Linked DNA regions of Homo sapiens: region 1 is linked to region 2. Evidence: read pairs that join two places in POLR2A ChIA-PET (ENCODE). Cell type or tissue: IMR-90. All regions are shown on one strand. Links, peaks and the distances in the headings refer to the core of each region. The heading gives the core; the rest is flanking DNA. Region 1 overlaps PITX1-AS1 (PITX1 antisense RNA 1). Region 2 overlaps PITX1-AS1 (PITX1 antisense RNA 1).

The links. Peaks named below come from ENCODE experiments on the same cell type or tissue, not always from the same donor. Only the 100,000 strongest peaks of a DNase experiment are listed, where the experiment ranks them.
Region 1: POLR2A ChIA-PET joins it to region 2 with 5 read pairs; 4 of 35 experiments call an interaction of 5 or more read pairs at or near these places.

What each region holds. Positions count from the first base shown.
Region 1 is chr5:135,123,167-135,131,499 of GRCh38, reverse strand. The region is part of intron 2 of PITX1-AS1 (PITX1 antisense RNA 1); the gene reads right to left. Among named protein-coding and RNA genes, the nearest start is that of EPIST, 87 kb to the right of the region's middle. In IMR-90, for the core only: no CTCF peak of the experiment used is centred there; a DNase peak (open chromatin) is centred at 3,489; H3K27ac peaks cover 1,068 bases.
Region 2 is chr5:135,196,400-135,204,732 of GRCh38, reverse strand. The region is part of intron 3 of PITX1-AS1 (PITX1 antisense RNA 1); the gene reads right to left. Among named protein-coding and RNA genes, the nearest start is that of LINC02900, 48 kb to the left of the region's middle. In IMR-90, for the core only: CTCF peaks have their summits at 230 (motif pointing right) and 986 (motif pointing right); no DNase peak of the experiment used is centred there.

The DNA.
Region 1 (8,333 bases), core at 228-8,227, 73 kb after region 2:
CCAAAGGGGCTGGGCAGAGCAGGTGCTCTGGGGGCTGATCCAGAGCCTTGTCCTCACTCTGATTTGTCCTTTGTCAGCATGACTTCTACCATCACCATCACAAAGCTTCTATTAGCTAAGCACTCCCCACACCCAGACTGCAGGCTAGGCTCTGTACACACAGTACCTTCAGTGATGCTCATGGTAATCGGCATCATCATCATATTAGACAGACTAAACAACTTTCCATGTCCACCATATGGGAGGAGCTTCCAAACCACAGAGCCACCATCTCTGTCTTTCTCTATCTGGCTCTCACCTGTGATTGAAGAGAGGGAAGGATGACAGAGTGCCCACTGGGAATGCCTTTCCACCCAGTTCTCAACAGGAGTCACGGCCCAGGTCAGCTCTGGGCCAGCATCCCCTGAGCACCTGCTGTCTGCTAGCCTGTGTGAGCTGCTTTACAGAAGGACACACCAATGGGAAGCAGCAGCCCTGCCTTCAGGAAGGCCCAGCCTGGGACAGAACTGTGCCTGGCACTTGGACAGAGAGGCCCGGGAGGCATCAGGTGGAGTGGGCCCCTCCTTCCTACCCCCACTGTCCTCCCTGACCCAGGCCCTCCTCCCCTCAGACTCTCTCACTGCCTTTGAAATGGATTCCTCATTTCTAGTTCCTCCTCACCCAGGACCAGTGACTCTCTCTGATCTGTCACTCTCCTGCTCAGAACCTTCGATGCTCTCATCATCCCCTTGTCCATTCACTCACCAGTTACTGAGTGCACACATGTGCTGGGTATATGCCAAGAGCTGTGGCCGCAACAGCAGGCAAGACATACAAAGCTGATGAGTGAGGTAGGGAGGCAACCCTTGCTCCAGAGGGAGGTTGGATCTCCAGCATCCAAAAGCACCAGTGCTCAGGCAGACCCATTACTGAGTCTCACCGCTGCCACTCACCACACACATTGGCCATTATTGCTGCAACAACCACCACCTCTACTAGTTCCAGGAACTGTGGACACTGATCCCAGAGCAATCCCTGGGCAGAGAGCAAATCTGTCACTGGAGAATGGCTCCGTCACAGAGCCCGTGACCTCAGTCTCCAGTGGAGAGGAAAATGAGAGAGGAGAAAGATCCCAGTCTAGGTGAGTAGCTTGAACAAAGGCCACAGAGGCCAAAAGGCACAGAGTCTGTCTGGGGGAGGGTGAGTAGGTAGATATGGAGGGAGACTGGATTTGGAGACCAGAGCAGGAGGCAGGGGCCACTCACAGAAGTGACCATTACTGGCCTTTGTTCTCCTGCTAGGCAGGAGGGGCAATACCCAGAACTGCCATGAAGGGGCAAGGAATTAGCCAAGGCAGCTGTAGTGGTTAAGAAGGATGAGCTGGGGGGAGACTGCAGCCAGGGAGGTCAGAGAGGAGCCTCGGGTGATGTGCTGAGGGGCTGCCCTTGCACTGGGGCATGGGGAACAAAGGGAAGGAGGCAGAGCATAGAGAACAGACAGCTCTTAATGAGATGGCTCACTAGGCCAGGAACAGGGAGAGCAGGTCCATACATCGGGCTGACACCAAGGAGGTGTACCACCCTGTAGGCACTGCAGCACAGAACGCTGTGGGCTGCGAGGATGCCCAGGCCTGGAGCCCAACAACTCAGAAAGGAGTCGTGTTCCACAAGCAGCTGCCCTAGCTGGAGTCCCAAGGGTGAGAACGCTCTGAGACACAATGCAGCATCTATCCCCCTGGCTGCAGGTGGGACTCCCCTCCAGGCACGGCAGGGAGAAGGCTGCCTCACTTTCTTCCCTTGGTCTGGGGGCTACTCTGTTTCTCTGTCACCATGGACAAGTGAAATCACAGCCACGTCCTCCCCAGCACTCCAGGCAGTAGCTTCTCCTCACCCAGCCTTTGGTCTCCTTGCCCCTTCCTGTCGCTCAGCACATGTCACTGAGTGCATGTGTACTGGTGAGAGCCCTCTGGAGAGTGCCGACCTGCCTTGCAAGCCAGTCACACAGCACTCCTTCTGAACCCGCCTCGGGGACGGCACATGTGTTCACCACGCAAGCTGCACCGAGCCACGCACAACCAAATCAATGCAAAACAAAACCACAATGAGATACCATTTGTCATCTATCAGATTGGCAAAGATCCACGAGTCTGATAGCACTTTGTGTAGGTGAAGATATGAGGAAACAAGCCACTCGTACCTCGTTGGTGAGGGAGGAAATCACCTCAGTCTCCTGGCAGGGCAATAGGATAGAATCAAACCAATTTAAATGTGCATATACACTTTGACCAGCATTTCCACCTCTAGGAATCTCTCCCAGGTGCATATGGTTACTGAGACATTTGCTGCAGCAAGCAGCATTATTTATTATAGCAAAAGACAGAAAGCAGCCAAAAAGCCCATCAATAGGGCACTGGTCAAAAACTCATATGGAGGCCAGGGTGGGAGGATCATGAGGTCAGGAGATCGAGACCACCCTAGCTAATATGGTAAAAACCCCCTATCTACTAAAAATACAAAAACTTAGCCGGGCGTGGTGGCATGCACCTGTAGTCCCAACTACTTGGGAGGCTGAGGCAGGAGAATCACTTGAACCTGGGAGGTGGAGGTTGCAGTGAGCCAAGATTGGGCCACTACACTCTAGCCTGGGGGACAAAGCGAGACTCCATCTCAAAAAAAAAAAAAAAAAAAACAACCTTGTATGGTCCATCTATACAATGGACTAATATATAGCTGTTAACAGGAACGTGGTGGCTCTGTATAAGATGATATGAAATGAATGCCAAGATATACCAAATGTTGAAAGGAAATAACAGGACAGCTCAGCATGTACACAAAAGCAAAAGTCTGGGTGCATGGAATATACGCTTAAGCACTGACCCCTAAGTGCTTGAATGAGCACGTCTCTGGGAGGGCACAGCTGATGTACCAGTGACAGTGGTTGCCTCTGGGAAGGGACACTGATGGCTGGAAACAGGTGGGGGGTGCACTCATCACCACATACCCTTTTGTAATATCTACTCTGTGACAGTTTCACCATATGTCTGTATTACTTTAAGGAAATCAACACACAGATCTGCTTATGGGACAGTGCTTCTCCTGCCTACATCAATTTATGTTAGATTATTCCCACCCCTACCCCAAGATCGCTGACAACTTACCCATGTGCTATTTTCCCCGAATCCTCAGTTCCCCACACTGTGCTTGGCAATGAGGTACTTGGAAAGGGGCTGAGTGAGGAGGGGCCAGCACTTCCAGTCCAAGGGTCTCCACTTCTCCCTGGCATGCTGGAAGAGACCAGAGCTCACTGTCCCACCCAGGTTCTATGAGACTAGGCATGGGGCAATGGGCTAGGCCATCAGCCTCCAACTATGTGGCTCTGCAATGAGCAGAAATCCCAGCCCTGGAAGCGCACCCACGAAGCCCATGCTCTGTGTCCGAAAAGACACTCCCAGCAGGCACGGCGCCTGCGCAATGCCTGCAGCCAGCTGCCTGTGGTCCCGGGAATGGCCTCTGTTGACTAATTTCTGTACATAATTCCACCCAGGATGAGTCAACAGTCAGGGCAGGCAGGACTCCTCACAGGCTGGCCCGAAAAGCCATTCAGAAAGATGAAAAGCAGAGCACAAGGTGCCCAAGCCACTGAGATAGAGGATGGGCACCCCCTCTTTGGATCAGACAAGCTCCCTCTGCAGGGGTTTTTGAAAGACTCCCCAGGCCCCACCACGGCATCAACCACGCAGGGTGGGGACAGGCGTACCACAGCCCCTCATTCTGTCCAGGGCCTCTGCCCCATCTACTGGGTTGGGTCAGCACCACCCCACCTGGTTCTTATTAACCACCCTCTAGAGGCAGCCATCAATTACACAATGCTGCCATTTATCTAGCCCCTCATCCCCACACAAGTCACCATGACCTGACCAGGGGCCCAGGGGCTGACCCTTCCCATCCCTGCTAGGCACCTGCCTGAACAGGCAGGCTTTTCCAGTCTCTCAGATCCCACCCCACCACTGACTGGGTCACCTGGGGCCAGTCCTGTCATTTCTAGTGCCCTTGCCTATAAAATGGGCCTATGACACATCTCCCTCAGGGTTGCTGTAAGGATCGAATGGGATGACCCCAGCACACTCCGTACAAGATAAGGGCTCAGTAACTGGCAGCTGCCATCAGAATTGTCATCGTAAGAGGCCACAGGAAACCCATTCCATTCCATCCCCCAGGCCCTTCCCTGCAGGCAGCACTCGGGTCTGGGCAGGGAAGGGTGAGAGAAGGTTCAAGGAAAGAAGAACCACTCCCGCCTGGGCTTGGCACCCTTGCAAAGACCAGTAGCAGCACCTCCTCCCCTACCTTTGTTTGCTCTCTCATCTCCTCAATCCTGTGCAGGCCTTCCCATCCCCAGCCCCTGCAGCCGCGGCAAATCTTTGTCAGCAAACAGCACATTAATTGCTTCTTGGCCACATTTCAAATGATATCACAGAATCAGGCTGCTCAATTTGAGCAAATGGAAAGGAAGAAAGAGGGGCACCCAGCAACTCACACAAGAGCCAGGGATGATGGGTAGCTCCAGTTACTAATTAATCGACTGCTCAGATGGAACAAATCTGAAACCCCAACAGGTCGGACTGGTGAGCCCTGGGCTCCCCGCCAGCCCCCTTCATCAGAGGGAAACAGAGCACTGGTCCTGAACACCTTCAGGAGGGGAGCCCTGGAGTCCCGCCGCCCACTGCCCAGGAAAGCTAACAGAGGCTCCGCCTCAGTGACCATGTCCTGACCAGGCGGCCTCCTGGACCACTTACAGAACCACTCACTCACTCAGCAAGCACACTTGAGCTCCCAGGATACCACTAGACTAAACTCCAAAAGAGTGGGGATGTGAATGCAGGGCTCACCACTGCACCCCATTCCCAACACAGCACCCAGCATGAAACAAAAACAAAACAAGCGGCACTCAGTATATGAACATCAAGAGAATGAAAGAATAAATTAAACAAGGAGTACCAAGCATGGTGTTAGGTTCTAAGGGTATAGTACTGAATGCAAGCCCTGGCCTCACGGCACTCACATTCTAGTGTGGGAACTACTGTTAACCAAACAGCCAGACAACGACAGCAATATTGCAACCATAATAGGTACCATGAAGCGGAGGCTGCCAAAATAGAGAGAGTGGTAACAGTGGGACTTGTCCCCATGTGGTGGCCAAGAGGAGCCACTAAGCGGGAAAGGAGCTTGCCACCACCCCAGTGTGCTCATCCAAGGCGGCTTCTCCACATCCCAACTCCCTGAATTCCCCCAACACCCCTGCACCCCATCACCACAAAAGACCACCAGCGTCTCATCCACCTAAGGTGGGGCAGGGTGGCAGCCCAGGGAATGTGGGAATGAGATTGGCTGGAAAAGGTCTCCTAGAGCAATTGTGCCTCCTCTCGAGTACTGCCTGCTGCAGTAGGGACCACAGGCACTAACAGACACACAGGGCCCTGCAATGCCCAGGCCATGTGGGACCCCAAACTGCCAGGCACTTTTCTTCATCTTCTAAGAACGCCCAGGTCACCACGCCCAACTGAGATCTCTTAGCCTCTCGATGCCTGAATGTTAACATGTGGACACCCCTCCATCCACCTGGCATTCCTGGACATGGCATGTTTCTGAAAGAGTGTATTTGGAGAGGGCGGGGCACAGGCCTGAATTTGAGCCTCAGCTCTGTTTCTTCCTAGCCGTGAAACCTGGAATAAACGATTTAGCCATCTCTTTTCTGTAAAATGGGGGTAGAACTGTCAGCTGAGGGGCAGCAACCATGTCAAGAATACAAAAATGGCAAAGGCTCATACAAACCCAAGGATGGCCCTCAATGATTTTCCTCCCCTTGGCTGCCTTTTCTAATTATTATTGGGGTAGGGTATGGGAAACCATTCTGGGCCCCAATTTCTGCTTTTCCCTATGGTCTTTCAGCCTGTGCCATCTTTTACTACTCAGGTATATGTAACCAGCTACCAATCTGCCTTCTTCTCCTGAACCAAGAAGCATGCACCATAGATCCAGGGTCCTTTTCCACCCAGATCTGCCAGACAGTTAAAAAGTGGCAAATTATTTTGAAATGTTATTGTCTGCGCCAACATTAATCCATGATGGCACCAGAATTTCCATAAACAGAGGCTTGAAGGTGGCCATCTGCTTAGAAGTAGGGCTAGGAACTTGTCTGGAGGCTGCATTTGCATAGAGAACACAGTTTTGCACGGATTGTGTTTCTTTGGGATCTCTTTGGTATAATAATATCAGTAACCCCCACTTCCACTAATTGTATCAAGCACTGTGCCAAGAGCTTTACATACATAGTCTCATTTAATCTTCTTCACAACCAATGAGGTATTATTGTCTCCATTTTACAGATAAGTAAACAGATCTGGAGAGGCTAAGTCACTTGCCTAAGATCTTGCAGTTGGCTCAGGCCAGAGCCAAGACTTGAACCTAGGTCTGTCAAATGCCAACTCCACTGTTGCTATGAAATAAACTGCTACTCTCCTAGTCACACTCCCTAGCTGTCCCACGCGACACTCTCCTTCCACTCGAGGACACCCACCCCACCCCGCCCGACCACCCAAGCTGCCCGTCTGCAGCTGGAGGGCTTCAAACTTCAAACTCCCCACAAATGGATTTCTGAGCATGATTTTTTTTTCCTGGCAGGAGTCTGAAAAGGCTGTTCCTCTCAGTTACTGCTGTCTAGGGCTTTTGAAAACATTAGGGAGGCTTACACCAACTCAGGAAGCCAGTATGTGCCCGCTAAGGTCTGAGCCCCTTGCTCGGGTACCTCCCCCAAGTGGAAGTAGTACAGGGGGCTGTTCCAAATTCCACCCTAAGGAGTGTGCTCCCTTCCTCGACACAACTGACAGATTTTCTTCCACAGATGCCGGCCCAGCCCGAGGCTGCACCTCACAATAAGCCCCCACCTGCAAAGAATGTCTGTAAATCCTGGGGCTCTGCACAGAGCAGCCGGATTGCAGGGAACGGCAGCAAATCCCAGGATAAAAGCAGAAGCCATCCTGTTGACAATTCATTCGTGTTTCTCCCCCAAATCCATCCACAACAGAACTGTTAAGCTCATGTTTCCTCTCCTGTTGCAAACAATTGTAAAAATGATTGGTATCTGCCCTCAGTGTAGAACCCGTCTGCTTCATCCCCAGGCTAAATCTTTCTGGAAGGGCTGCATGTGTGAAAAACATGCATTCCCAAGATGTGCAGATAATGGTTGCTCTTAGAGACCCTAATCACTCAGTTCACAGAAGAGAAATGCAAAGGCTGGTCAAAATAACTGATGACTTTCTAGAAACCAGAGGTCTGCTGCAGAGGCTGAGCTGGGCACCTGAGGGCAGGAAGGCTCAGGGTCGCCCTTGGAGACAGAATGGTCCCACAGGGTTTCATTCTGCTACTGGAGCTCCCATCATGAGTCCTCTATCCTCCTGCATATACCTCCTGTCTTTGTTTATGGCTCTAACATCTCTTCTCAAAGTAGAAATGGTATCAGGGAGTCGGGGAAGGTATAAGGAAGAGAGCTCAGGCAGTGGCCAGGACACCTGGTTCTGATCCTGGCTCTGACACCAACTGGCTGTGCCTTCACCTCTCTGGGCCTTGGTTTTCTCATCTGGACATCTGGAACAAATGACCCCGAAATTGACAACCCATGAATCTCACATGCAGATTCAGAGCTGTTTAAGCCAGACAGCACTGCAGAGCCCAGTGCCAACAGCCAGTCCCAGTCAAGCCAGGAAGCTGGCATCTGTGGGGCAATATGGCTGCAGCTAGATACATACTACGAGACTACACATATGGGTCCGTGGGAGCTCAGGTAGACAAGCAAAGAGGAAAATATCCTTTCAGCCTGAAGGAACCTAGAATTGATGCACTAATGCGCAGATTTTCTAAAATATACATTGCTATCTATGATGAATATACTTATATTTCTCCCCATATCCATCTTCCCTTCTAGCAAAAGCTCTAATTTTGTTGGAGAATCCATCTCTCCCACATCTCAATACACTTGAAGCACAAGTCCCACATCTAGGCCAATCAGTACATGGCATTCCCCTGGCCAAGTAATTAGTTCAGAGGAGGGCACATGACCATGCCAATCCAATCAGAGTGAGCCACAGTCCTCTACTAGGAATGCTAGGATAGAGATTCTCAACCTATCCCACTGGATCGAGTAAGATAGGATGTAGGGATAGAGCTGCGGCAGCCATCTTTTAACCATATGGGGACTGAGAACAGAACTAACTCTACTTAAGGGAACCAAGGAATGGGGAGAATTAAACTCTGTCACGGAGAAAGTTTGGGTGCTGGATCAAGTCACACCTGATCTATCTA
Region 2 (8,333 bases), core at 57-8,056:
ACAACAAACCTCCACGGCATGAGTTTACCTATGTAACAAACCTGCACATGTACACTCGAACCTAAAAAAATAAAATTTTAAAATAAAAATTAAAAATTAAAATTAAAATTATTTTTTAAAAGAGAAACAATTCTCTTTCCATAAGGGCCTCCTCTCTCCCAAGAGAGGTTTGCATCCTCTCCTGTAGGAAAAGATTTCTAAAATCTTCCACCAGGGGGCATTTCTCCCACTGAAAATAAGTGAAAACATGATCAACACATTCGGTGGTCTTACCAACACCAACTATATTAATCCAAGTAATTTTTAAAGCATTTGTTGAAATGACAAAGATTCCTTTGAAAACCAATGTTTTCACTGTTTAAAGAGCAATAAGTCTGAAAGGTAATGGTGGCTTCCTAAATCCAAACCACTTCAAACAGCTTAAAAAAAAAAATTAACATCAACAAAGGGGAAAAAACAACAAGCAAAAATAAAATCTATGTATGACTCATGTCTTTGTCATTACTAGGAGTCACATAATACTATGAATTCCAAATTACATTTCAGTAGAGAAGTACCAAATTCTAACAAAGCACCTACCATTACTGGAAATCTGTAGGTGTAGAAGGCAGGAAACGGGAGTCTTAAGAAATTCCATGGAAACAAAAGGAGGAGAGAGAACAAACAAGACAAACAGAATCACCCCAGAGAGGTACAGTACAGCACTAAATGCAAAATAATGAACATAAGTCTGGAACTTCGTAGTTTACAGTAATGGCCGTCAGGAAGGTACTTGAAAGTGAGTAGGGTCAGAAGTGACAATGTCAGAGAAGCACTGCTTTTGGGAAGAGAAGAAAATAAATAGAAAATAGGTGTCTCTTAGAGATATGGCAGTAAAGAAAAAGAAGAAATTAAGCATACTGCAGGGGAAAAAAAAGACAGAAAACAAGACAAGCCCTCCTACTCCCTCTATTCATTCAATAAACTGCACTTCATCATATTGACAGAAGAGGGCACTCTTGAAATAGGCACTCACCACAAAATGCCTAGGAATAAAGGGAAAACTCGTACTAACTCCACATTGTTATTAGTATTCCTCGGCTAATCAGTGGAGCTGATTTTTTTTTTTAAAGATAAAATATGCACCAAAACATTTCAACTAATTAAAATTCTCCCCCACAAAGAAAATCAACCATGAAGCAGAAGTAAACTGTCATGTAACATTCCAAACTGAGTTAAATATTATAAAATAAGTATTTGAATATTGTTTAAAAAAACTAGAATCAGAGATTTAAAACTTAGAAGAGAACCTTTTAAAATCAGGAAGAAATGCAATGGGAGTTGATCAATTTCAGGAAATAAATTTAAGAAAAAGACCAAAACTATTTCAGAAATGAAGAACAAATTACAATGTGCCCAAGAGAGAATAAGTTCAAATGAAAATTTAATAGGGAGCATTTACAAAGGTAGTAAAACAAAAACCAAATGAAAATGAATTGAGAACGAGGTTAAAAAAAATCAGCGAAAGTGGTTGAAATGGAAGGCAGGCAAAGATGAGCTAACCTATGTATAATTGGAGTCCATGAAGAAGAAAAATAAAACAATAAAATAGAAATATTTTGAAATATAACCCAAGAAAACTTTCCAGAAATAAGATAAATCCTAAATCAACATAATGAAAAGGTCCACTGTGTGGCTTGGAGAAATGATCTAGAATGAACAACTCTGAAACATATCCTAGTAAAACTACTAGATTTTTATGACAAATAAAAAATCTTCATGACTTTCAGGCAAAAAGGTCAAATTTTATTCTGATAAAAAATGTAGGCTGACCTCAGGCTTTCTAAGAACAACACACGGAATTGGGTAAGAGTGGAACAGCATTTTCAAGAAACTCTGAATCACCCCAGAGAGGTAAAAAGTATAGCACTAAATGCAAAATAATGAACATGAGTCTGAAACTTAGTTCACAGTACTGGCTGCCAGGAAGGTACTTCCTGGCAGTGAGTAGGGATTTTATAGTGAGTAGGGATTTTATATCCATCCTTCATCCAACCAAGTGATAACTGGGGGAGCTTCTGCAAAAGAACCGATAATCATTTAATACATTTAATTACAGAGCTAAGATTAAAACTAGGGTGGGGTCATGGTATCAGAAGATTCTGTAAATATGACATGTTCTGACAAAGTAGAAAGAATGTAATCTTAAAATAGTACCAAAGGAGAAAGCAAAATATGACCATTGATTGTCGTTTAGGTAACAGGTGAGAGTCAAAGGATATCATGTAAAACTGACAGACTAGATAGTAAAAGTTTAAGAAAGGGGAGAATTAAGGGCACTATAAAAGGTATAAATATGATGGCAACCACTAGATCAAAAACATAAGCCTTTCTAAATGCCAAAAGAATTTTTAGACAACAATGAAAATACATCAAATAGAGAAAGAAACTCAGTAAATAAAACAATACAATCAGCACCTCAGCATCCTACTTAATATGGAAACACTAGAGGTATTCCCACAAAAGGAAAGAACAAGGCACTTTTCCGCTATTAACATTGTGCTGGAAGTATTAGCTAACATAGACAAGAGAAAACAAAAGGAGGCTTGAGGATTAGAAAAGAAGACAAAAAACTAACTCTATTGCAGAGGACACAGTAATTTATCAAGAAATCCTAAAGAATAAATGATAAAACTCACAAGTTCTCAAAACATTTATTCTCAAAATTCCTTTACACTCTTAAAAATCAAGGACCTCAAAGAGCTTTTGTTTATGTGGGTTATATCTATTGATATTTACAGATTAGAAACTAAAGCTGAGAAAATGTTAAATATTAATTTTAAAGTAAGAATATAAATGCATATTTTTGAAAAATAACCATAAACAAAAACTTTCAGTGAGAAGAATGACAACATTTTACATTTTTAAATATTTCTTTATTGTTGAGCTTAATAGAAAACGGCTGGATTTTCATGTTTCTGTAGTCAATCTATTATGATAGCACACATTACATAGCCTCCAGAAAACTCCACTGTACACTTGAGAATGAAAGTTAAAAGGGAAAATTATGTCTTAGTATCATAAATATGAGAGTCTTAGTAACATGAAAATGGTTTTGACCTTGTGAATTCACTAGTAAAATCTCAGGAACCCCCAAGGGTACCCAAACCATATACTGAGAGCCACTGAACTAACTCAAACAGTAAAATATTCAGCAAGTCAGTAGGACATAAAATAAACACTAAAAGTCAGTGGCCTTTATAGGCACAAATAATAACTAATTATAAGATGTAAACAGAAAAGAAACTTCCATTTATAATAGCAATGAAAATAATAAAATACTCAGAAATAAATCTAACAAGAAATGTTGAAAACCTATACAAAGAAAACCATAACACCCTCCTAAAAACCATAAAAGTTGACTTGAATAAATGCAAAAGATACCCCTTGTTCATAGTCAGGATGTCTCATCATTAAATTAATGATATAAATTTAATTTATAAACAGTTATAAAATTACTCAGTTAATTTATAAACTTAATATGATGCCTTAAAAATTCTAAATGGCTTTTTTCTGTAGCCAGACAAGTTGATAGTAAGGTTCATATGGAAAAATTAATTTGCAAGAATTGGTAGGCGGGAAAACACTGAAAATGCAAAGCTCTAAGGAAGGAACCAGCCCTACCAGGTATTTTTAAATATTACAAAGCCTCTATAATTAAAGGTATGGTAATAGCACACAAAGAGACAGACCAGTGGAATCGAATCCAAAGACCAGAAATAAGCCCAACTACATGTGGAAATCTAGCATATGATAACAATGATATCTCAAATCACTCAAGCAAAGATGATCTTATAATAAGTGGTGTTGGTATGGATAGACATTTGAGAAAATACAACTAGATCCATTCCTCACATCTATGCAAAAATAAATTCCAAATAGACTAGAGATCTAAGCGTAGAAAATTAAACTACAGTAGTACTAAGAGAAAAACATGAGTGAATTCTTCTATAACCTTGGTATAGAAAAGCTTTCTAATTATGAATCAAATTCCAAATGAAATCAAATTTTAAAACTGATAACTATAATTTTAAAAATTTTCAGAGCCAAAAAAAACCACCACAAGCAAAATCAAAAGACAAACATCAAACTTGGAGAAAATATTTGCAACTTGAAGAATATTACATGTATCACTGGTAAGGAGCCAATACACCTTTAAAAAAAAAAAAGACCTCAAAAAATCCTATAGAAAGACAATCAACGATATAAATAGACAATTCACCAAGAAGACATTAAAATGCCTCTGAAACCTATGAAAAAAAATGTTCAACTTTACACACAGAGAAGTGTAAATTAAGACTTCCCTACGATACTATGTCCCATCCATCAGATTGGCAAAAATTCAAAATCCCAACAATACATTCTGTTGGCAAAGCAGGAAGGAAATAGGTATGTTCATACATCATGAGTGGGAATGCATATTATATAACCCCTAGGAAGAGGAATTCAGCAATACTAACAACACTACATATTCACTTAGTTGATCCAGCAATCTTACTTTTCTAAAAAAATTACCCTAAAGATACACCTCCCACAAGAATATACATACATACAAGTTTATTCATTACATCATAATATTGAAAACTACCTAAATTCTCAAACACAGGAAATTGGTTGAAAAAAAAAAACTATGTTACATATATACAATGGAGTAATTTCCTGCTGTAAAGAAGGATGGAACAATCGAACAATCTCTATGAACTGATATGGAGTGATTTCTAGAATATATTGTCAGGTGGAAAAAGCAAGGCTCAAAAGAATACATAATATATACTAGCACTATGTAAGAAAGAAGAGGAAACTAGGAAACATACATGCATTTGTTTATTTTTGCCAAAAAAAAACATAGGAAGGAAAAATCAGAAAAATATAAAATTGTTTACCTTCTGGGGAATGGCGGAGGAGATAGAGTGAAAGGGATACAGAAGTGACACTTTTCTCGGTATTTTTTTTGTATAACATTTAATTTTGGAAGCATATTCATAAACTACAGAATCAAAAAACAAGGATGAGGGGAACAAAAACCAAATTGAAAGCAAACGAGCCAAACTGTATTGCAAATAAATCCTAAGAAAACTGCTGATGAACCCAAATTCAGAACCACACTGATGTGGGAAAGCACTAATCCTAGTAATTGTTGAACAAAGTATATTGACTATATGTCCTCAGCATAGAAGAAAAAGAACTGCAAACTAATTGTGAACTCTTTCACTTAGACTTGTTTCTCACAGCAGTATGGGTGTACCAATTTTGAAACAATCTTCTATATACAGTATAGGATTGAGACTGAGTAAATGTGAAATAATGCTGGAAGTCAGAGTTCTAAACATAGGGGAGATCCAAATATGGGAGTAGGGACACTCATGACACATATATACATACACAAAGAGACACAGACACACATACATTTTCAAATATGTATGTGTAACTCTGAATGTGTATGTGTATGCATACATACTTGTATATTTCACAGCTGGGATGGATAGGGGATATATGTGTATGTGTGTACATATCTATCCTAGATTTGAAGGAGCCTGGAGACAATGACACTCCAGTAGTGTTAGGCATAGTCAGTGCCTAGATCTTGGTTTTTAAATACCATTCCCCACTTAAAGGAACCAGAGTTCCTTAGCAAAACAGCTGATGCCAGGACTAGGTCAGGGAAGGTAAAAGGTAAGCCTGGAACATCTTGTTTATGCCAGAAAATAAAGAAGTATTGAAAGTAATGATGGTGGCACATGAAAAGCAGACAGGAGACAAGCCTGAAGGAGATCTCACTGGCTAAACCTAGGACAATTTGAGCACAAAACAAATAATGACAATAATATATTTGAGCCCATTAAATAAAACAGGAATCAATGAGGCTATAGTGATAAAGCAGCAGCAGCAGCAGAAGAGGAGGAGAAAAGAAGAAAGGAGAGAGGGAAAGCGGGAAAACTCAAAATCAGAGAAGAACGCTAAGCGGGAAATATGCAGAAAGTAGCAGCACTGGAAAATCACCATGTTCTGACCATGCAGTAAAGACTGGCTGAGGCAGGACTCATCAACAGACACTAAATTCAGCAGGAGGGGTGGGGTGTAGATTTTGAGGAGAAGCAGAATATTTGCACTTCAAAGTGTCTTCCCACAGATCGATTATTAGTTATAAGGGAAAATGGTAACTATACAGTGCAGTAACCAGACAAGATTTTGGCCAGGAAATCAAAGTTAACATCACCAATGAGAAGCAGACAGTCATCTGACAAACCTAAACTGAATTGGAATATTCTACATCCTGACCTGGTCTTCAAGAAAACATCAATGTCATAAAAGACATAGGCTGAATAACCACTCCAGATGAAAGGTTAAAGAGACCTGACAATGTGTGACCATAAACGCAATATGTTCTCAACAAAGTACTGGCAAACCAAATTCCACAGCACATCAAAAAGTTAATTCACCATGATCAAACAGGCTTCACTCCTGAGATGCAAGGTTGGTTCAACATATGCAAATCAGTCAATGTGATTCACCACATAAACAGAATTAAAAACAAAAACCATATGATCATCTTAACAGACATGGAAAAAGCTTTCCATAAAATCCACATTCCTTCATGATAAAAACCCTCAAGAAACTAGGCATTGAAGGAACATACCTCAAAATAGTAACAGCCATTTATGACCAATCCACAGCCAAAATCATGCGGAATGGGCAAAAACCGGAAGCATTCCCCTTGAGGACTAGAACAAGACAAGGATGCCTACTCTCACCACCCCTATTCCACATAGTACTGGAAGTGCCAGCAAGAGCAATCAGGCAAGAGAAAGAAATAAAAGGCATCCAAATAGGAAAAGAAGTCAAACTAACTCTTCACAACGATTCTATACCTAGAAAACCCTAAAGACTCCACCAAAAGGCTCCTGGAATTGATAACTTCAGTAAAGTTTCAGTATACAAAATCAATGTACAAAAATCAGTAGCATTTCTATATATCAATAATATTCAAGCTGAGAAACAAATCAAGAACACAATCCCATTTGCAGTAGCCATCAAAAAATAAAAATACCTAAGAATACATCTAACCAAGGAGGTGAAAGATCTCTACAAGGAAAACTACAAAACACTGCTAAATGAAATCATAGATGACACAAATGGAAAAACATTCCACGCTCAGATTGGAAGAATCGATATTGTTAAAATGACCATACTGCCCAAAGCAATCTATAGATTCAATGTGATTACTATCGAACTACCAACATTATTCACAGAATTGGAATAAAACTATTCTAAAATTCATATGGAACCAAAAGATTGTGAATAGCCAAAGCAATCCTAAGCAAAAAGAACAAAGCCAGAGGCATCACATTACCCAACTTCAAACTACACTGAAAGGCTACAGTAACCAAAACAGCATGGTTTGGTATAAAAACAAACACATAGCAAACAGAACAGAACAGAAAACTCAAAATTAAAGCCACAGACATACAGCTATCTAATCTTCAACAAAGTTGACAAAAATAAGCAATGCGGAAAGGACTCCCTATTCAATGAAGGATGCTGGTATAGCTGGCTAGCCACATACAGAAGAATAAAACTGGATCCCTATCTTTCAATGTATACAAAAATAACTCAAGATGGATTAAATATTTAAATGTAAGACCTCAGATATAAAAATCCTAGAAGAAAACCTACAAAATACCCTAGGTTTTTGGCAAGGCCCTACCCATTGGCCTTGGCAAATAATTTTTGGCTAAGTTCCCAAAAGTAATTGCAATGAAAACAAAAATTAAACTAGTGGAACCTAATTATACTAAAGAGTTTCTTCATAGCAAAAGAAACGATCAACAGAGTAAACAGACAACCTACAAAATGGGAGAAAATATTCAAAAACTATGTATCTGACAACAGATCTACAAGGAACTAAGATCTACAAGGAACTGAAACATTGAACAAGCAAAAAACAGACAATCTCATTTTTTAAAATGGGCAAAAGATGTGAACAGGTATTTCTCAAAAGAAGACATACAGGTGACCAACAAACATGAAAAAATGCTCCACATCATTATCAGAGAAATGCAAATCAAAACCACAATGAGGTACCATCTCACACCAGTGAGAATGGCTATTACTAAAAAGTCAAAAAACAACAGATGTTGGCACTGCTGCAGAGAAAGGGGAACACTTACACACTGTTGATCAGAATGTCAATTACTTCAGCCACTGTGGAAAGTAGTTTGGTGATTTCTCAAAGAACTTAAAACAGAGCTACCATTCCATCCAGCAATCCCGTTACTGGGTGTATATCCAAAAGA